Regions from separate parts of the Homo sapiens genome. Here region 2 is linked to region 1. A link is an interaction called in ENCODE POLR2A ChIA-PET data of the cell type or tissue named here. Cell type or tissue: Panc1. All regions are shown on one strand. Each heading gives the region's core, and the rest is flanking DNA. Links, peaks and the distances in the headings are about the cores only.

Region 1 (11,331 bases), core at 2,835-6,834:
GTGATCATGTCATCAGCAAACAGTGACAGTTTAACTTCCTCTTTATTGATTTGGATGGCCTTTATTTCTTTCTTTTATCTGATTTCTCTGGCTAGGACTTCCAGTACTATGTTTAATAGAAGTGGTGAAAGTGGGCATCCTTGTCTTGTTCCAGTTCTCAGGGGGAATGCTTTCAAATTTTCCCCATTCAGTATAATGTCGGCTGTGGGTTTGTCATAGATGCTTTTATTACATTAACGAATGACCTTTATGCTAATTTTACTTAGGGTTTTAATCATAAAGGGATGCTGGATTTCATCAAATGCTTTTTCTGCATCTATTCAGATGATCATGTAATTTTTGTTTTTAATTCTGTTTATGTGGTGTATCACATTTATTGATTTGTGAATGTTAAACCATCCCTGCATTCCTTGTATGAAACCCAGTTGATCATGGTGGATTATCTTTTTGATATGCTGTAGGATTCAGTTAAGTAATATTTTGTTTAGGATTTTTGTATCTATGTTAATCAGGGATATTGGTCTGTAGTTTTCTTTTTATGTTATGTCCTTTCCTGGTTTTGGTATTATGGTGATACTGGCTTCATAGAATAATTTAGGGGGGATTCTCTTTTTCTATATCTTTTGGAATAGATATCAACAGGATTGGTACCAATTCTTCTTTGAATGTCTGAGAGAATTTAGCTGTGTATCTATCTGGTCCTGGCCTTTTTTTCTCGGTAACTTTTTAATTACCATTTCAATCTTGCTGCTTGTTGTTGGTCTGTTCAGAGTTTCTATTTCTTCCTGGTTTAATCTAGGAGGGTTATATATTTCCAGGAATTTATCCATCTCCTCTAGGTTTTCTAGTTTATGCACATAAAAGTGTTCATAGTAACCTTAAATGGTCTTTTGTATTTCTGTGGGATTGGTTGTAATATCTCCTGTTTCATTTCTAATTGCACTTATTTGGATCTTCTCTCTTCTTTTCTTAGTTAGTCTCGCTAATGGTCTATCAATTTTATTTATCTTTTCAAAGAACCAGCTTTCTGTTTATCTTTTGTATTTTTTTTTTTTCAATTTCATTTAGTTCTGCTCCGATCTTGGTTATTTCTTTTTTTCTTCTAGATTTGGGTTTGGTTCTTGTCTCTCTATCTTCTTGAGATATGACTTTAGATTGTCTATTTGTGCTCTCAGATGTTTTGAAGTAGACATTTGATGCTATGAACTTTTCTCTTAGCACCACCTTTGCTGTATCCCAGAGGTTTTGATAGGTTGTGTCACTATTATTGTTCAGTGTAAATTTTTTAATTTTCATATTGATTTCATTGTTTATGCAGTAATCATTCAGGAGTAGGTTATTCAGTTTCTATGTATTTGCATGGTTTTCAGGGTTTCTTTTGGAGTTGAGTTCCAATTTTATTCCACTGTGCTCTGAGAGAGTACTTGCTATGATTTTGAGTTTCTTAAATTTGTTGAGACTTGTTTTATGGCCTATCATATGGTCTATCTTGGAGAATGTCCCCTGTGCTGATGAGTAGAATGTATATTCTGCAGTTGTTGGGTAGAATATTCTGTAAATATCTGTTCTGTAAATATCCGTTTAGTCCATTTGTTCTAGGGTATAGTTCTTTGTTGACTTTCTGTCTTGAAGACCTGACTGCTGTCTGTGGAATATTGAAGTCCCCGACTATTATTGTGTTGCTGTCCATCTCATTTCTTAGGTCTAGTAGAAATTGTTTTATAAATTTGGGACTTCCAGTGTTAGGTGCATGTATATTTAGGTTTGTGATGTTTTCCTATTGGACTAGTCATTTTATCATTATGTATGTCCTTCTTTGTCTTTTTTAACTGCTGCTGCTTTAAAGTTTGTTTTGTCTAATATAAGAACAGCTACTCCTGCTTGCTTTTGGTGTCTATTTGCATGAAGTATCTTTTTTCACCCCTTTACCTTACGTTTATGTGAGTCCTTATGTGTTGGGTGACTCTCTTGAAGACAGCAGATACTTGGCTAGTGAATTCTCATCCATTCTACCATTCTGTGTCTTTTAAGTGGATCATTTAGGCCATTTACATTCAATGTTAATATTAAGACATGAAGTTCTGTTCTGTTTATCATGCTATTTGTTGCCTGAATACCTTGGTTTTTTTTTCATAGTGTTGTTGTTTTATAGGTCCTGTGAGATTTGTGCTTTAAGGAGATTCTATTTTGGTGTATTTCGAGGATTTGTTTCAAGATTTAGAGGTTAAAAAAAAATTTAGAGCTCCTTTTAGCCATTCTTTTAGTGATGGCTTGGTAGTGGCAAATTCAGCGTTTATTTTTCTGAAAAACACCATCTTTTTTTCATTTATGCAGCTTAGTTTCACTGGACACAAAATTCTTGGCTGATAATTGTTTTATTTAAGGAGGCTAAAGAGAACCCCAATCCCTTCTAGCTTGTAGGATTTCTGCTGAGAAATCTGCTGTTAATCTGATAAGTTTTCCTTTATAGGTTATCTGATGCTTTTGCCTCACAGCTCTTCATCTTGACTTTAGATAACCTGATGACTATCAGGTGCCTAGGCGATGATCTTTTTGTGATGAATTTCCCAGGTGTTTTTTGAGCTTTTTGTATTTGGATGTCTAGATCTCTAGCAAGGCTGGGAAAGTTTTTCTCTATTATTCCCTCAAATATGTTTTCCAAACTTTTAGATTTCTATTCTCCCTCGGGAACATCAATTAGTTTTAGGTTTGATCATTTAATATAATCCCAAATTTTCTTGGAGGCCTTGTTCATTTTAAAAAAAAAATTTTCTTTGTCTTTATCAGATTGGGTTAATTTGAAAGCCTTGATTTCAAGCTCTGAAGTTTTTTTCTTCTACTTGTTTGATTCTATTGTGAGACTTCCCAGTGCATTTTGTAATTCTCTAAGTGTGTCCTTCATTTCCAGAAGTTGTGATTTTTTTTATGCTATCTATTTCACTGGAGATTTTTCCATTCATATCCTGTATCATCTTTTTTGATTTCTTTAAGTTGCACTTAACCTTCCTCTGGTGCCTCCTTGATTGGCTCAGTAGTCGACCTTCTGAATTCTTTTTCTGGCAATTCAGAGGTTTCCTGTTGATCTTGACCCATTGCTGGTAAGCCAGTATGTTCTTTTGGAGGTGTTAAAGAACCTTGTTTTGTCATATTACCAGAATTGTTTTTTTCTGGTTCCTTCTTATTTGGGTAGACTATTTCAGAGAGAAGATCTAGGACTCAAGGGCTTCTGTTAAGATTCTTTGTCTAATGGGGTGCTCTCTTGATATGGTGCTCTTCCCTTTCCCCTAGGGATGGGGCTTCCTGAGAGCTGAAGTGACTGTTATTTTTCTTCTGAATCTAGCCTCCCAGTGGAGCTACTGGGCTCCAGGCTGGTACTGGGAGTGTCTGCAAAGAGTTCTGTGATTTGACCCATCTTCAGGTCTCTCAGCTGTGGATACCATACCAGCACCTGCTCTGGTGGAGGTATCAGGAGAGTGAAGTGGACTCTCTGAGGGTCCTTGGTTGTATTTTTGTTAAGTGCGCTGGTTTTGTTTTGGTTGTCCTCAAGCCAGGAGGTGGTGCTTTCAATAGCACATCAGCTGCAGTAGTATAGGAAGGATCAGGCCGTGGGTGGGGCCATAGAGTTCCCAAGAGATTATGTCCTTAGTCTTCAGCTACCAGGGCCAGCAGACAATAACCATCAAGTGGGGACAGGGTTAGGTGTGTCTGAGCTCAGACTCTCCTTGGGTGGGGTTTGCTGTGGCTACTGTTGGGGGTGGGGTTGCAGTTCCCAGGCCAATGGAGTTATATCCCAGGGGGATTATGGCTGCCTCTGCTGAGTCGCACAGGTCACCAGGAAAGTGGTGGAAAGCCAGCAGCCACAGACCTCACCCAACTCCCACACAGCCCACAGCCCAAAAGGCCAGTCTCATTCCCACTGTGCCCTGCCAACAGCACCGTTTATTTCCAGGCAGCCTATGAGCAGGACTAAGAACTTGCCCCAGGCTACAAACCTCCCTGCTGAGAAAGCAAGCTGACTCACAGAGCCTGCAGTGGCAATCTACTCCTTCAAAGGGTCTGTGGTTTTCTCTGCTTTCCTGGTATGTTCCTATGGTAGTTCTTGGAGCAAAAGTTCATGATGTGGGTCTCCACATGCTGCTCTGTCCATCTGAGTGGCAGCTGCAAGTTAGTCCTGCCTCCTATCCACCTTTTTCCCCCTTTACTCTCAGCAGGTTCATTTTCTAACTTCCTTTCATAGAGAGTCAGTGGCTACTTAGTAGGGGTTCTGGCCTGGTGGGCTAGTGCTAGGGTGTGTCTTGGTCAGGTTGGGTGTTTACATAATTTTGGAATGAATAGAAAGATATAGAAGATGAATACAGGGACCACTAAGAGTACAACCGGAGAAAAGAATAGGTTGTTAAGACAAAAGGGAAAGCATACAACCTAAAATGGGACTCAAAACCAGGAGAGCCTGAAGAGCCAAAATAAGAATTGAAGCACAAGTGCATTAGTAAAACAGAGAATCCACGGATTACTGATGTGATGCAAAATATTTTCTTTCTTTTTTACTTTCTTCATTGCTTAACATTTAGTCCATAAAAGTAAGCATTGGGAGGGAACCCATCTTCTATGGCCTCCCTTTCTCTTTCATTTTCTTAACTGTGCAGTTCTCCAGGATTCTAGTTCAGTCTTGCTAGCCAAGGCCAGGGAATTGTCATTCTTGGCATCATCCTGGGAGGAGGAAGGTAAAATTCTACAAGACTCCTGCATTTCTCATAAATCCTTGAGATTCTTCAGAGTAGAGAATTTATAAGACAAGGAAACATTTCTCCTACTAATATTGCTCACCAATTACAGCATACCTCTGGTGAATTATTATGCTAAAAGACCATCTCCCTGCCATGGGTTGAGAAAGAGGAGGAAACAAAAGTAAAGGAAAGGTGGGAGAGAGCACACTCTCCCAACCATCTGTTCATTGCACTGCTTTTTATGTTTGAATTGAGATCTTGGACTTTTAGATGTCCTCTAACTCTTCGAGTTTTTGACTCTTTGCTAGAACTTCTCTGGTGTAGATAAGACCAAAGTTCTTATTGGCTTGAAGCTGCTAGTCAATCATTCTACTCTTTAGCACACAGATGTGGCCTCTTGCATGCAGAGAATTTTAAAGTGACTATAGCCTTGTGGTCTGTTCTTTTTATAGATGAAAGTAGCATTTGATCATAGCCTCAAGGAAAGTAATTTTAGAAATGCAATGTGGCTGACTTTTTTTCCTAAATAGAAAAATTTAATCTTTTACAAAGGCAATTTTGTTTTCTTTTTATACACCTTTCCATCTTTCATCTGAATACTTTATCTTGCCAACATCATCTCCATTCACTTTTCCACACATATCCTGTGCTTCAGCCAAGCTGAACTATTTATAGCTTCCCAAAGGCATAATGCTCGTTCATGCTTCTGCCCTGTTGCATATTCTGTTTTCTTTGCCTGGAATGCTTCTCCCTCTTTGAGTTCTTGATGGCACTCATTCCTCAAGGCTATTACATTTTTTTTCTTCACTTTCTCTTTCTGCCTATAACCTAACTTTCTGCTCTGGCCCCCTCATTTGGTTAGTGGCTCATTCTTCTGTGTTCCCATATTGCTGAATTTGTAGCATAAGTAACACAATTTTGTAATTATATTTGCCCTTCTATGTTTTCCATTAAGTAGTCAGCTCCTTCAAAACAAGGCTGAAAGTCTAAGCACCATTGTAGCACAAACATGTTGGCCATGTTATAAACGTTAACCAAACATTTACTATATTAGTTATCTATTGCTATTTGTGGCCGAAAATAACAAACATTAATTATCTCACAGGGTCAGGAAACTAGGAGGGACTTAGCGGGATGCCTCTGACTCAAGATTTCCCGGGAGGCTGTAAGCAAGCTGTTGGCTAGAACTGCAGTCTTTTCAAGGCTTGACTGGGGCTGAAGGATTTGCTTCCAAGCTAACTCGTGGCTGTTAACAAGGTTCAGTTTCTGGTGGGCTGTTGAAATGAGGGCCTCAGCTCCTTACCATGCCACGTAGGCCTTTGCATAAGGTTGTTCACAATGTGGTTACTTGCTTTCCTCAGTGCAAGAGATCTGAGAAGGAGGACACACACAAGACGGAAGCCACAGTCTTTTTTTATAACCTATTCCCAGAAGTACAACTCATCTCTTCTTTTTTTTTCTTTTTTATTCTTTTTATTTGAGACGGACTCTCGCTCTGTCACCCAGGCTGGAGTGCAGTGGTGCAATCTCGGCTCACTCCAAGCTCTGCTTCCCGGGTTCACACCATTCTCCTGGCTCAGCCTCCGGAGTAGCTGGGACTACAGGCACCCACCACCACGCCTGGCTAATTTTTTGTATTTTTAGTAGAGACGGGGTTTCACCATGTTAGCCAGGATGGTCTCGATCTCCTGACCTTGTGATCCGCCCACCTTGGCCTCCCAAAGTGCTAGGATTACAGGCGTGAGCCACTGTGCCCGGCCTCATCTCTTCTTTGTTAGAAGCAATTCAACGAGTTCAACTCACACCCTAGGGGACAAAATTTCACAAAAGTGTGAATACCATGAGGTGGGGCTCAATTGGGACCATCCTAGAGGCTGTCTACCACACATTTCATCTGGTAAAGTTGCTGGCTAATTAAGACTTGAATATTTAACACTATTGTTGGTGATAGTAATGGAAGTTCAAACCCGGTATATTTAAGAGAATTGTTACTTTTTAACAAACCTTCACTAGAGAAAGTAAAATGTGTTAATTATTTGGATTATTAACTAATTCTCTTAAATTACTGTTAAATATTATCTTCCTCAAGTGGTACATAGTGAGTACTTTCTCACTGAAAATACTGAAACAGGATACTTGGGCTTTTTTACTTATGATTTCTGTACTGTTTCTCCCAGAAGTGGTAGTCATGTACAATCACTACAACAAAGTTACTTTAAAATGTAAAGATTTCATTGGTCTTATTTATTTATCTATTTAATGAGCATATATTGAACAGTTGCTGTGTACAAAGGACTGCCCTGGTGTTAGATATAATGCCATTTTTTGTACAAATGACAAATTTCTAGCTTTATATTGAAAACCTTAGTTTTTAATTACACAGTGAGAATGTTCATCTATAATATGAATATGGAAATGAAAATGTATAATATAACATTCTTCTAGGTCTGTCCATAAAAGGGAAAACATTTCCATAGGAAGTACTTAAGACAGGGATCTACAAGTTATCACCAACAAACTTAATCTTGTCTACTGCTTGTTTTTGTAAGTAAAATTTTCTTGGAATACGGACACACCCATTTGCTTATATATTTCCTGTGGCTGCCTTCTCGCTACCCAAAGAGAGTAGAGTAGTTACAACAAAGATCATGTAGCCTTACAGAGCTTACAATATTTACCATCTGGCCCTTTACAGAAAAAATTTGTCAACTCTTGACTTAATACCAAAACGTAAAAATTGTGCTTCATGAATTGTTAGATTAGGATTTATTAAATACTTATATTTGATGATTACTTAGTGATGCAAGTGATGCACTTAGGATTTTCCATAATAAGGCATCAAGCCACCTATCTAGTTTTATTTGCTATTATGATTATATTCATATATCTGATAATAATAGTAATAGATAATTTTATTGAGCACTTACTATGTGTCAGGCAATGTATTCACACACAGACATACACATACACACACACACACACGTATCTGTACATGCCTCATTTGTCTTTGTAACACTATGTGAAAGGCACTGTTTTACAGAAGATGAAACTGAAGTTAAATATACCAGAATTTCAGCTTAGGGTTTTCTGATTTCAAAGCCCAAAGTCTTTGTGTATGACTCCTCCATTTCTTAGCATTTCCTCCATGAATATTATATTTTATTCAAACTGAACTCTTCTTTATTCCACAAATGTGCCTCTTTCCCATCTCTCTACATTTTGCTCAACCTGCTTCCAACTCATGGAACGCCCTTCCCAGCCATTTCTTCATGCCTGAATTTTACTAGTCTGTCAGAGGCCTTCATAACTCCTGCCTCTTCCATGACAGCTTTCTTGAATTCCCAGCCAGAAGTAATCTCAGTCCTATTCTTCAGCTGAAAAGCATCTATCATGGTCCCTGGTATACTTAAACTGTTTGTTACATGCTGGGTATTGATGTTAAAATACTAGACTGTAATGTTGCACATGAATTATTTTATAGTCATAGAATATTTTTCTTCTAAAAGATAAAATAAACTATAAGTATTTTTTCTAATGTTGTTATTATAGACTAAACTGACATTCATAATGAATAATTAATATGTAGTAAGGGAATCTGACAAGAAGATAGTCCTCTTATTTCAATCTGAAATTGCAAGTATATTTTGCAGTTTTCCCTAAGCAGTTTTATGTGCCTCATTTCCTTTTTATCAGCAATATTTTGTAACTGCATATGTGAAATGTAGGTTGAGCATGTAAAACTGTCTTGGTCATAGGCTGCTATTTTACCAAGTCCACTGGATAATTGGTATTTTTTGTAAATTATATTATCAAGGATATTTTGGGAATAAACCAGCTTCTTAAGACTCATATATCTTCTAGAATATGCTTCTCATTTGGATTTTCTTTGAAAGGATCATGGAATTATTATAAAAGCCAGACCAGCTTTCTTCATATTATTAAATACATTTGTGTTGGTTTCCATTGACACAGGTTTTGCTTTATCTACTTTACTTCATTTATTACTTTAAAAGGATTGCATTAAGCTAAGAGCTATATAGAGAGAAATATGACTTTATGCAAAAATATAACCTAGTCTGGAAGAGTTAATGAACAATGCAAGATAGTACAAAATCAAATTATCAGTGTAATGGTATAGCTCATGGATTCAGAAGATGAAGATACTTAGTCTTTTCTAAATAATTTAGTACTTAATTATCCACTGTCTTATACTATGTATTAAAATACTCAGAAAAAAAACATTCAAGAAGCTGTTGGCTTACAGTTTGCAGGGAGTTCCCAGCATTTTCTTCTGGCTTTAGTGCAAAAGCAGTTAAGACCAGCCCTTGCAATGAATCATTCCTGTTGTGTTTAATTTTATAAGTTCAACTTAACTAGTCCGTGAGATGCCCACACATTTGGCTAAACATTATTTGGGATGTATCTGTGAAGGTGTTTTTGGATGAGATTAATATTTGAATGGCAGACTGAGTAAAGCAAATCATCCACCCTACTGTTATTGGCCTTATTCAATAAATTGCGGACCTGAATTGAACAAAAAGGCCGAGTAAAGGGGAATTTCTCCTGCCTGACCTCTTGAGCTGGAACACTGTTTTTTTCCAGGCCTCCAGACTTGGACTGAAATGTTGGCTCTTGACTTCGAGTCTGCCAACCTTTGGATTAGAATTTACAGCATCAACTTCCTTGGTTCTCAGGCCTTTGGATTTACAATGGAACTACACATAGGCTGTCCTGCACCTCCAGCTTACCAACTGCAGATCTTTGGACTTCTTAGGCTCCATTAATTATATGAGCTAATGCCTTACAGTAAATCTTTGTCTAGATAGATAGATAGATAGATAGATAGATAGATAGATAGATAGATAGATAGATAGATGGATAGATCCTGTTGGTCCTATTTCTCTGGATAACTTTGAACAGTACAATGTCTCAAAGGATCATCTGCTATTTCTGGAACTAAATTCTGTCCCTACCAATTTGTGTTAATAGCTAAAAGATACTGCTCTCAAATATCACGCAAGTACTCTAGATGTGTTGTCTAAAAAGGATAACTATTTGTTTTCTTGTTTTCCCTCTGGGTTTCTTTGATCTTCCATATTTTATTTTAATTCTGATGGTGTTTCTTTTGATAATGGAAAAGGAAACTCATATACTGAAAACCCCTATTATGTGCCTAAAAACATACAAGTTATTTTTCTTTTCTTTTATCTGCACACGTAAATGATAGAAGATGGTAGTTAATCATTTGCATTTTTACAGTTAAGAAACTTGAAATCCAGAAAGATTAAATAAATGATCTAGTGTTACACAGGCAAGTTGTTCACAGACTTCAGCATCTGGTATTAGGATATAAGTTTCGATGCTTTTAAAAATTAACATTTATTAAAAGACTAAGAGTTAGTTATATTTAAATGTGTATCTTGTAACAACAGGTTGAATAATAAGCAACACAGAATTGATGATGAAACTAACAGCGGAACAGGATTGCATGAGTCAGAACCACAAATCCAGAAATGGATCCGTAAAGACTTTAGATGCTGGAATTATCAGATTAAAAAACCAAAGCCAATTGTATTTGCCATTTTAATATAAAAGTAAGCTTGAAAATGTTTTTAGGAACTAAAAAATACAAACTACTGACATCATATACTTGATTAAGAACCAAATAGAAATTTTAGAACAGAAAAGTCTACTAAAATTAAGAAAATGGTTTGATAGCAGCCTTGACACAGCTGAAGAAAGAACCAATAAACTAGAAAATAAATAGAAGAAACTATTAAAAATGCAACAGAGAGACAGAATGAAAAGAGAGAATAAATGGTTAAAAGAATAAAGTCTGTCTAGCATTACTTCAATAGAGTCCAAAGGGAGAGAGAGAATGGGAAGGCAATATTGGAAGTTATATGGTAGAGAATTTATGCTCCTCCTATAGTCTGTCCCTTTTCTGCTGATGGCAGCTCTATCCTTTTAGTTCCTCAGGCCAAAAGCCTTAGAGTCATTCTTGATTTCTCTCTTTCTCTCCCTATATCCAGCACATCAATAATTTTAAAAAATTTAATTATTTTTAAATAGACAAAAATTATATATACTTATTGTGTACAACAAGCTGTTTTAAAACATGTATACATTGTGGAATAGCTAAATTGAACTGATTAGCATATGTATTACCTCACATACTTAGCATTTTTTTTGTGGTGAGAACTCTTAAGATCTACTCTTTTAAAGAATACAATACATTGTTATTAACTATAGTCACCATATTGTATGATAAACCTCTTGAACTTATTCCTTCTAATTGATATTTTGTGTCCTTTGACCAACATCTCCCCAGTCCCTGGTAACCACCATTCTATTCTCTGCTTCTGTGAGTTCGACTTTGTTTAGATTTCATATATAAGTGAGATCACGTGTCATTTGTCTTTCTGTGCCTGGCTTATTTCACTTAACACAAGGTCCTCCAGGTTCATCTATACTGATAACGGAATTCCCTTCTTTTTTAAGGCAGCATAGTATTCCACTGTATGTATATATTACATTTTCTTTCCATTTATCCATTCATCTCTTAATGGACACAAGTTAATTCCATGTCTTGGCTACTGAATAA
Region 2 (11,331 bases), core at 4,246-8,245, 86 kb after region 1:
TTTTAACTCAACTAACGGATTATCTTAAAACTTCAACTCTGTTCACCAAGTAGCCTTTAAGATAAGGTGATCCAAACTCATAGACTCCAAGTGGACTTGAATTCATTGACTCTAGAAAACAGAATGTGTCCCATTGGGAGGTAGCCGTCATTATTACTTTACAACAGAAAATTTACTTTTAAAAATTCAAAAACACATGAATTGCAGTTTAATCAAGGACAAGAATCCAAGTCAATTTTTTATTTAATTTACATTGATCTATAGTTCCTGGATCTTAGGTAAAAAAATAAAATAAATAAGTAAACAAATTCACATTGAAACCCATAAACAACAAAACTTGGCATACCAGAAACACAAAGAAGATGTGTGATTTAAGATCTTTTAGATAACCATAAGATCTTTTAAGATAACCATAAGAAAGCTTATATTGCTGTAATTTGTTCAGCTAGAAAATTGTAGCTTCTATGGCATATTTCTGGTTACTAAAACATCACCAAACTTCTGAATAAAGACCAAAACACTTCCCATATTAAACATTGAAATAAATGTGAACTATACATACATTTAAGATTAATAAAAACAAGCCAGACAATTATTTACTCTATTATTTCGGAGCCTATCTTTGCAGCTCAGGGTACAAGATGGGAATGCACCCTGGACAGGATGCTGTCCCTTCACGGGGTACACTCATATTAACACCTACACTCACTCAGCCTGGGACCCTGTAGACACACCAGTTCACCTAACATGTGCATCTCTGGGATGTGGGAGGAAACCAGAATACCCAGAGAAAATCCATCCAGACACGGGGAAAACCTGCAAACTCCACACAGACAGTGGCTCTAACTGGGAATAGATTTTTTTTTCCTCACCAACATTATAATGAAATGACATTTGAATGAAACAACATTATTCAAGGGCCTGCTGTACTATTCTTTCCATTCATTTATGTATTTTCTGGGAACCTCTATACTTCTGGAAATCATGTGTCAAATTCTAGTTATTCCAATAAAAAGTCTCAATCAGCACATTCTTTGGATTAAAACAACCTAAGCTAGATCAGGGTTACTGAGACTGAAATTGTAAGGAACTGGCAGCATGGTGTAAATCCAAATACATCACTAAGCATCCAGGTTAGTTCAGCTGGTGTTTTTTTTGTTACATGACTTTCTCAATGAAAGAAGCAATGCATTGATTTACATTCTGGCTTAGTTTCCTTTCCTTGAAGTGGACCAAAGTTCTAAGTCATTCTTAGGCAAAGTTCTCTACTATTTGGCTGAAAGTTTTCATTCTTTAATCCAGTCCACCCTTTCTCAAAGGTAGTTTTCTTTCTCACTTTCGCCAAGTCACTAAAGAAATCTAATTTGTTGGTAATGATTTGTCAGTTAAGCTTGTAAGATTGCATGCAACTAATGTAAGCAGGATTTAAAAAAAAAACAAAAAATGAAACAAGTATTCAAAAAGAGCAGTAACTGGAGCAACTAGGGATATCTAGGGAGAAGAAACTAATGAAAAAGTCTCTTTAAAACACCATCATTGAGATAAATCAGCTGGAAAAAATTTCAGCCTTTGTGTTGTTCAGTTAAAGATTCATATCCCATGAAGTGTCTGACTTGCCTGTATTGGACCAAATCTACATTCTTGGTCAGGGGAGGATGGGCCATTGCAACTGAGACTCTTACCCGTCTAATAGGGAAGGGATAGTTTCTCAGATGCTGTTACTAATGAAGGAGGATTCTAGTCAAGCAAAAACAAAAGATGTCCACCACACTGTCTTTCCTTTTTTCCTCTCCCAATTATCTTGAAACCCTGGGAATTTATTTCTGTATCTTCCAATTGTCATACGATACCTCTTGATGCATCTACTGACTCTTTACAGTTACATGCACATAATGGCCTATTCCTGCCCTTTCCTTGGGAACAATTACCCCATAGTTCCTCTTATTTCTCACTAGTGGTCAAGTTCACTACCACCTCTGCTATGGAACTCCAGGGGTAAGTAAGATATATGTAAAAATGAACCTACACTTGAAATTTACTAGTGATCTTCTTGGATATTTGAAGAAGGTGATTTTCACATCATATTTCATGGTACCTCAAACTTTCATGATCTATCTATGAGGAAGATACTTGCTTTTAATATAGACCCTTGCTGTTTTAATCATAACCAATTCCAATATCATTCCAGAAATTAGGGAATTAAGGCAGGGAAAAGAGTGCAGCTTAATATGACATGGAAGGCATACATTATGAGGGAGTGCAGATGAGACATGATAATTTCAAAATAACCACTGAGATATAAAGGAAATTGTAGTGCCCTGAAACCCTGGCACTGGTACCAGAGTAGGAATGTAAGCAGCTGAAAAAACTTGACACAGTGTACTTTTGCAGTAACATTTTATGCAGAGCCAGAAATTGTCGCATATAAAAATAATGTGCGTGAGTGTGTGTATGGATGTATAAAACTAGGGGAGGAAGTGGGGAAAGAAGCTAATATGTAGCAATTTTTCTATGTATGACAAACCCCTATTTAACAGTCTTGTTTAGGATTTGAAATGAGGATGGAAAACATATCATAAAATATCATTTACAAAGAAAGGAATTTTAAAAAGCAGAGATAATGGAACATTTTCTCTTTATAAACATCTTATTCTTCCCTGAAATCACAAACAGCTGCAGTATATTCTGACTAATTACAAACGAATCATAAGAAACACAGCATGATAAGAACCCTAAGTGGTTTCAGTATGGTGCAAGTTGATTTTAAACCCTTAAGTTCTATGTAATCCATGTTTTATTCACACTTGGGTCATTAGTTTTTTTTTTAAGACATATTTTTTCTTTTTAGGTTCACAGCAAAATTGAGTGGAAGGTACAGAGATTTCCCATATTTCCCTACTCCCCACAAGTGCACAGCCTCCCCCATCATGAACATCCCCCACTAGAGTGGTACATGTGTTGCAAATGATGAACCTACATTAACACACCATTATTACCCAAACTCCATAGTTACAGTAGAGTTCACTCTTGGTGTTGTACATTCTATGGGTTTACACAAATATGTAAGTAGACATGTATCCATCATTGTGGTATCATATAGAATATTTCACTGCCCTGAAAATCCTCTATGCTTTGCCTAGTCATCCCTCTGTGTCACCAATTTTAAAGAAATAATAATAGTGTTAGTTTGGGTCATTTACTAACGTAGTTAAATGTCTTCAGTACTATGGAATATTTTAACAAATAGTAAAGCATTATTATTAGTACAGGTGCCATTTATTAATAATTTATTCTTATTATATACTGGTGAAGTTTACCTTTGCATTATAAGTGGAAAGAAAATATTTTTCACAGGAATGTTTTTTTCCTTAATAATTAGAGCTTAACTATTTTCAGGCAGTAATTTAGCAACAAAGACCTGTTCTTTAGATATGAAATTGTAAAACTGAAGAATTTGGAAGGTTCTCACAGATGAGGGAGTACATTGTATTAGGCTTTTTCAGAGATACAAAACCAGTAAATTCTCTCTCTCTCTCTCAGTATGTATATGTGTGTGTGTGTGTGTGCACATGTGTATACTGGGTACTGTGACCTAGACAAGTTGACACATACCAAGAGGGATAAATTTACTTGCCTAAGAAATAGATTAGCAACTAATTCATCAGATCTTTAATCCTACCCTTCTTCTCACATGTCTTATCTCTTAAATTGTGCGTTTACAGAGATCACTAAAGCTCAGGGACTAGGAAAGGCTTCATCCTACTCTCCTTCCTCCATCAAACTATCACCAAGAGTTTAGGGCTTCCTGGGAGCCTAATCTGGTGCGGCATGTGTAGAGACAACATACAGTAAAATATAATACCCTGGTACACATGCTACCTAGACAAGGACAATTAGAATCTGGGAAACTATTCAATGCTTTGCATAATGAAGAAATAGATTAGGACATACAGGCTCTAAATGCCATACAAAGTGAGCTAACACACACACAAAAAAAGCAGGGGTAGTTTGACAAAGGACAACTTCATCTACCTTCAGATTTTCCTTGGGGTCCAAAACCAGAAACTGTCCCATGATTTGAGGGAGCCTAGCAAGAAAAAAAAACAAAACAGAAACAAAAACAAACAAAAAACCCAGAAACTCTATAGCAGAAGGTGAAGACAACAGTGAATATGAAACCCAGTTTGTCTTTGTCACTGAAACAGAATCTGTCCTCTCATCTGAACTTCAGTAGAGTGCATCGAAGTACTTGTAAGTCTCTTCTTCAATCTTAGGACTAACTATATTCCAATGTTTGTTGTTTTCATGCACAATGCACAATTTCCCCCAAGATTCTGATAAATTATGGTCATTTTTAAAAGGCAGTAAAATTTTATGAGACCATGATATCTTAGCTACAGTTCCAACAGGTAATTAAATTCTAGACCTGTGAAATTTCAACTAGTTAATTAAAGTAATATTTCACCCTGAAACTAGTGTATGTGTAGTGAAGCCAGGTACTTATTAACAAACAATTACCTTCCATCCAGAGGGCAAAAACCTCCTGAGACTGGGAAAATGTGCTGTGACTATATAATTTTTATTGAATTCATTGCATGTCTGTGTGTCTGTTGCCTGTCTTTTAAAGAGATTCTAGTAACTCATCTGGATCCACTGGCCTTCTTGGGTTTCTAGCTGCTTTCTTTATTCCCTTTGCTAAAACTCAGCCTAAATCCTTACTGTTTGTAGGTCCATGATGACAGGATTTCTTGGTGCTGTACCCATCATCATGTTCCATAAGCCATAACAATAATAGCTGAGGCAGGCTATCCCTGCCAATATTTCCCCTAAATGCTCTCTATTTTTTAAGTCATGGCCAAGCACTCTAGATCCATAGATCTTTGTCTAATCAACTTTGTTGTTAGCACTGACAGCTGAGACAGCTCCACCAGTGCCTTTTTGGCCCTAGAAGGTGGATCTAGTGCAACCCTATCATATCTATGCCGTTAGCTGCTGAAGACTAATTTTTTGTGCCTCCTTAAGTAATCTAAGAATAACAATCATGCCCCACTAATCTCCTACACACTTATAAGGGTCTTCTTTATGTTCTATCGTATCTCATCCTATATTTGTACAATGTTCTTCACCACATTTTTTAACTAAAATTTTCAAACAGTCAAGTTGAAAGAACAGTGTAATTAACGTATGCCCATCACCCAACAACCTACATTCAAGAGTTAACATTTGCCATATTTTATCTATCTATCTATCTATCTATCTATCTATCTATCTATCTATCTGTCTCTGTCTGTCTGTCTATCCGTCCGTCTGTCCGTCCGTCCGTCTGTCCGTCCGTCCATCTATCTATCTATCTATCTATCTATCTATCTATCTATCTATCTTTCTATCCATTTATCTATCTGTCTATTTATCTATCTTTCTATCTTGCTTGCTGAAAAATTTGAAAATAAATTCTGGAGATAATGTTACTCCTAAATATTTCAGTATACATATAGAAAAGAGCATTCTCTTAACCGTAATACCTTGCACACTGAGAAAATTATAATTTCTTAATCAAGTGATATCTAATCAGCCTATTTCATCTAGCATCTGTCTATCTAATTTATCCAATTTTCCCCAAAATGACCTTGCAGCTGCTTTTTCAAACCAGGATCCAGAGTTCACTTATTTAATTTGATTGTTACATCACTCAAGTTTCTTTAAGTCTAGAACAGTCCACCAACATTTATTTTTGTGATACTGACTTTTTGTTGAGATGATGACAATTGTCTTGTAAAATATATCACATTCTATATTTGTCTGATTGTTTAACTTGTCCTTTTATACCTGTACTTTTTATAACCTGGATATTAGGTCCAAAGTCTTGGGCACATCTAGCTTAAGCATTTGGCAAGAGTATGGTACTTCATAGGTGATTCTGAGTACCTTATATTGCATCACATTAGGAAGCATAAAATATCAGGCTTCGCTCTATTGGTCATGCTAAATTTTATCACTTTTAGGGTGGTTACTACTAGATCACTTCATTGCAAGGTCTGTTTGCCCTTTGCAATTAGCAAGTAAACTGTGGGGTAAATGAACTGTTGGGAATGACATCAGGTATTCCCCAGTGAACTTTCACGTAAGGGTTTATCATTCTTTGATGATCCTTGATGGGAACAGTGGTTTCATTGGGATTGCAAAATTCTGATTCTCTAATAATATTATTCCTTCTACGTTTATTGGCTGTTAATCTCTTATAAAGAGCTTTCCAAAATAAAATGGGTATTGGCGACAGCTTTTCCCAAAAAGGTGCGATATTCTGAATTATTTTTTTAATTGTCAAATTTTAGAGTGAAAAGTTGGTTTATTAGTGAGCTTTGATAGTCGTGTGTCTCTCTATCACTCTCTTCATCTTATTCTTTTTTCTTTTCCGTTTTCTTTTCTCAACCACTGTAAAATTGTGAATTTTTATATGTTCAGTGTTTTACAATAAATGACAACAGATAGTGCAAGAAAAAATACGCATATATTTTATACATCTATAATGCATATATAATACTTACTGCATATGAAGGATTTTGATTAAATTTTAATATTATAAGTTTCTAACTTTGATCTTATATTGTCTCTTTTCTTTTATAATGAAAATCTTAGTTTCTAAGACATTCATGTTTGTTTTATCCTAGCATATAAAGTAGGTTCTAATGAGAACAAAACTATTTTTAAATACTTTTTAATTATTTTATTTTTTTCTAAATTTTAACTTTTATATTAGATTCATGGGGTACATGTGCAGGTTTGTTACATGGCTATATTGCATAATGCTCAGGATTGGGATATGATTGATCCTGTCACCTAGGTCGTGAACATAGTATCCAGTGGGTAGTTATTCAACCTTTGCCCCCTTCCACCCTCCTCCTCTAGTAGTCTCGAGTATCTGTTGTTCCCATCTTTACATTCATGTGTCCCCAATACAACAAAACTATTGAGTGAAATTTAAAATTTATTTGAATCACTTTTTGTGCTTACAGTATATCCTAAAATTGTAGTCATAAAAATATAATCAGAATGCTTTGCCAAAAGTCACTTGAAATAATTTTCTCTCCGAGTCGTATTACTAATTTAAAATAGAGTTAGGCTTATTTATTCTGGTTTCCTTTTAATTTTAGGATTTAACTTTTCTATTTTCATTTGTAAAATTATATAAGGCATTTACATAGTTCAGATGTCAAAATTATATAAAAAGGTGTACTCAGAAAATTCTTCTTTCCATCTATTCCCTACTTTATTCCTCCCATTCATCCGCTATGTTATCATTTTTAAGAATTTTCTTTTTACAACACACACACACACACACACAAGCACACACACATACTCTGCTCTGAACCTTGAATTTTCCACTTAATACATTCTGACCATTACTTCTTATCAATACATAAAGACAGTCTTCACTTCCTTTAAGGTCTGCATTATGGTATTTCATTGGGTAGTATGTCATTGTTTATTCCATTATTGCTATTGATGGAAATCTGAATTACTTGCAGCCTTTTACAGCAGTAAGTAACCTTGTACATATGTTGGTTTGTTCTCCTGGAACTCTCTCTCTTGGGGAATATTCATAGAAGTGGGGTTCCTAGGTCAAAAGAAAATCTGAATATAATTTTTTAAAATACCGATTAATTCTCTTTCAAAGAGCTTTTGCCATTTTGCACTTCCATCAGTAATGTGTAGCTCACAGACTTCTTTCAAATGTTTGGATGTGTGCCAATCTGCTAGGTAAGAAATCTCTCAGAATAGCATTCATTTGCATTTTTCTTAGTATGAGTGAGATTAAGCAATCTTTTAGGTGCTCAGGGGCCATTTCTCTTCTTTTTATGAAATGCCCACGTCTTTTGCCCAATTTTCTATTCGGATTTTGAATTTTTCCTTCACTATTTTAAGATCTTTTTATATATTAGAACAGACTAGTGGTCCCCAGCTGGGGATGATTTTGCCTCCCTCCTCACTCCTCTCCCCACGTTTTTTGGCAATGTCTGGAAGTATTTTTGGTTGTCACACCTGGGAAAGGGGTGCTATTGGCATTTAGTAGGTAGAGGCCAAAAGTACTGCCGAATGCCCTGCAGTGCAGAAAACAGCCCCCATAACAAAGAATTATCCATCCCCAAATGTCAGTAGTGCTGAGCTTTAGAAACACTGGATTAGACCTTCTCCTGTGATATAAGTTGCAATATTTTCATCTGGTTTGTGATTTGTCCTCTGATTTTGTTTATGATGATTTTTTTTGGCCATTTCTTTTTTTTAAGTAGTTGAATTTCTCAATCTTTTCCATTATTGCTTCCGTATTTTGAGTCATAGTTAGAAAGGCTCCCTCACTCTTAGGATATAAGGGATTTCACTGTGTTTTCCTCTAGATCTTATATGGTTTTATTTTTTACATTTATGTAAAATTAATCTTGAGATAATGTATAAGATAGAATTCAATTTTTTTTACTTTTTCCAAATGTCTATCAAGCTGAACCAATATCACTTATTCTAAAGATCATCTTTCCTCCCAGCGATTTGAGATGCCAACTTTGTCATATACCCAATTTCTATATATACCTGGGTCTATTTCTGGACTTTCTATTTGTTTCATCATCCTTCTGTCTATTCATGGGCCAATACCACACTGTTTTAATTATAGAGGTTTACAACACAGGGATATAAAGCAGAGAGTTAGTTACACAGATGATGAAATAATAGAGGAGCCATACTGGGGGCAGCGAGGTGACCTACAGGCTAGCAAAAGCAAGAAGCCATTAGTGTCCTGAGGCTGAGAGACAAAAGGAAATGGTGGTTATCAGAGCCCGGGAACCAAGAAAACCAAGGAAATAATGGAACCATAAAAAAGGGACAGTCATCAATGGAGATACTTCCCAAGGCAGAAAGAAAGGGAGAGAAATACCCCTGACTTCTCCCTTCCTAACACCTTCCAGTCTTGCACAAGTGCTTCTAAATGGCTGTTCAAGCCCACCCAGAGCCCGGCTGATTTGGGAGTCTAGAGAAACACAGTCCAGAGGGGGCTGCCCCCTGTAATACAGAGAACAGAAGAAGAGAAAAGATGAGCTCTTAGGGCAAATAGATCCAGGTCCAGTGACGCTGATTTTCTTAGTCCAAGGGCTACTTCTGTTGACATGTAAAGGATGTAAAAAATTGTTTATTTTTTCATTTGTTGATTTTTATTATTCTCTTTCTTTTCTTATTTTTTTATACAATTTTGTTTCAGTACGACCCTATTTTAAGCAACTTCTTTCTTCTCCTTTGTAATCAAACCTCCAAGGAACTCTTGTACTATTAATATTTAGAGTGCCCCCTTCTCCATCAGAAGAGGTACCTGATAGAGACCGCCACTTCTGGTCTTGCCCGCTAAGTTGCTTCTGACTCCCCAGCATTCAGCACTCTGATCCCCAGGGATCAGACCTGTTCTGAATACTTTCTCATTTAGAATTGGACCCAGAACCACCCTTAGGCCCAGGGAAGTGTAGTTTTTGCCTCAGGCCCTGTGCCTTAAGGGCCCTGATCCATCCATATGGGCCCGGGTTCCTATTTCTTACCTTTGAGGCACTCTACAACTCTCCACTCTCTATACCCGGAATCATCCACCTGACCTGTAAGAACTCTGGGGCTCACACCCTTCTGAGTTGTCCCAGGACCCATGGCCAGCCTTGATTTCAGGAGAGCAGCCTGGCTAGTGGATCCCTCCTGCTGGCTACCACAGTATTTCTTTTGTGGGATCACATGAAATTGGTCTATCAGATTGTGCTGATATATGTACTTGGGTGACTCAATGTCTGACATAGGATGAGTTTCAGAGCTCTGGGCTACCAACTATTTGTCACTGACCTTTGGGCTTGAGCTTTGGGCCTCTGTGTTAATGCTCACTGGTGTGTGTCTGCCCATGTGGGCAGCCCTTGTGGGCGGCAGGAGCTGCAGGAGGTATCCTCAACCCAATGTACTCCCAGCCACTGGCACCCAAGATGCTTACCCCAATCCCTCTGCAGGCTCCATGCCACATGTCAAGCAGTCCTCTGGGAATGATCATTCTGTTTTCCGGTAAGACTCTTCTAGATTGTTGCTCAGCATGGCCAGTGGATCCTTTCAATCAGTATTCTACAATTGATGCAGTGATATTGTGTTCTTTGGGGTGGGGGGACCAATTCTAAGCCATGCTGAATGAACAATGGACATTCATTTACAGAAATAGAAAGTCTCTTCTCTCACTGCCCCTAGGACCCTTGTCTATCTTCCTCATTGGTGGCAGTTTGTGGAAGGTGGGAGTATAGCAATAATCAAAAGCAGTCAGCAATGCAATCAGTAATGCAGTGGTTTTGATCTAAATAGTTGAGGAAACACATGGTTGGAAGATAAGTTTATGATATAAAACTACCATCAGTAAAAACATGACCAGAAAACAAACCATCATTCACATTATCTGAAATACTCTGGGAATGACTTGCGTTCATGACCATCAATGCCATAACAACCTTCAAGAGAGTCACCGAAGTCAGAATCCACAGGGTGCATGATAGATGATGCAGTGTCATGAGTAATTATGTACAGCATTAAGTAAATGATATTAGAGAACTACAGGTACAAAATGGTCTGTGTTGCTTAAATACACACAGTTTCCAAAGAGCTATGGCAGTAACAATAATAGCATTGCTACATTTTTCTCAGATGGGAGATGCGGAAGTAGTTAGGCATGGGACATATGACAATAGGGAACATGAAGGTATGGTTTCTGGATCTGAACAGAAATAGGCAGTAATCAGACACTACAAAGAATCTTCATGTGCACTGATTGTACAATAAACATGTACAATAAACAAATATATATATACTGCTTGTCTACTCATTATTCTAACTCTTCATTAATAAATCACTGTACTTTGCATGAGTCCATGAATTTGCAGTACATCTTTAATCAAACTGTTTATATAGACAGGAGTCCTGCAAAAAATAAAATATTTGCCCAGGATCTTACAAACTTTAAGGGTGGTACTGATTGGACTCTCTCCTTTTGGGGGCATTCTTGGAGACAGAAGTCAATTTACATGTAAGTGGGAGAGATATTCATTTAAGACCTCCAAAGCTGGCTTCAGAGCCCTCCCCTTGGTGAGAGGGAGGCTAATTGTATCTATTTGGAAACATGCCTAGTTTTCCTCTTATATATACAAGTCCCCTCCATCTCACTAAGGTAAGGGCTCTGGAGCCAACTTTGGTGGTCTCAAATGAATATATCTCCCGTTTACATGTAAGTTGGCTTCTGTCTCTAAGATATGCTCTGGTATGGGTTATGGTGATTTTATT

The links. Peaks named below come from ENCODE experiments on the same cell type or tissue, not always from the same donor. Only the 100,000 strongest peaks of a DNase experiment are listed, where the experiment ranks them.
Region 2: POLR2A ChIA-PET joins it to region 1 with 5 read pairs; 2 of 35 experiments call an interaction of 5 or more read pairs at or near these places.

The regions. Positions count from the first base shown.
Region 1 is chr12:99,448,165-99,459,495 of GRCh38, reverse strand. The region is part of intron 10 of ANKS1B (ankyrin repeat and sterile alpha motif domain containing 1B); the gene reads left to right. Among named protein-coding and RNA genes, the nearest start is that of GARIN6, 190 kb to the left of the region's middle. RefSeq lists enhancers at 3,324-3,823, 3,824-4,325. In Panc1, for the core only: no CTCF peak of the experiment used is centred there; no DNase peak of the experiment used is centred there; H3K27ac peaks cover 802 bases.
Region 2 is chr12:99,363,798-99,375,128 of GRCh38, reverse strand. All of the region lies in intron 12 of ANKS1B (ankyrin repeat and sterile alpha motif domain containing 1B), which reads left to right. Among named protein-coding and RNA genes, the nearest start is that of GARIN6, 280 kb to the left of the region's middle. In Panc1, for the core only: no CTCF peak of the experiment used is centred there; no DNase peak of the experiment used is centred there.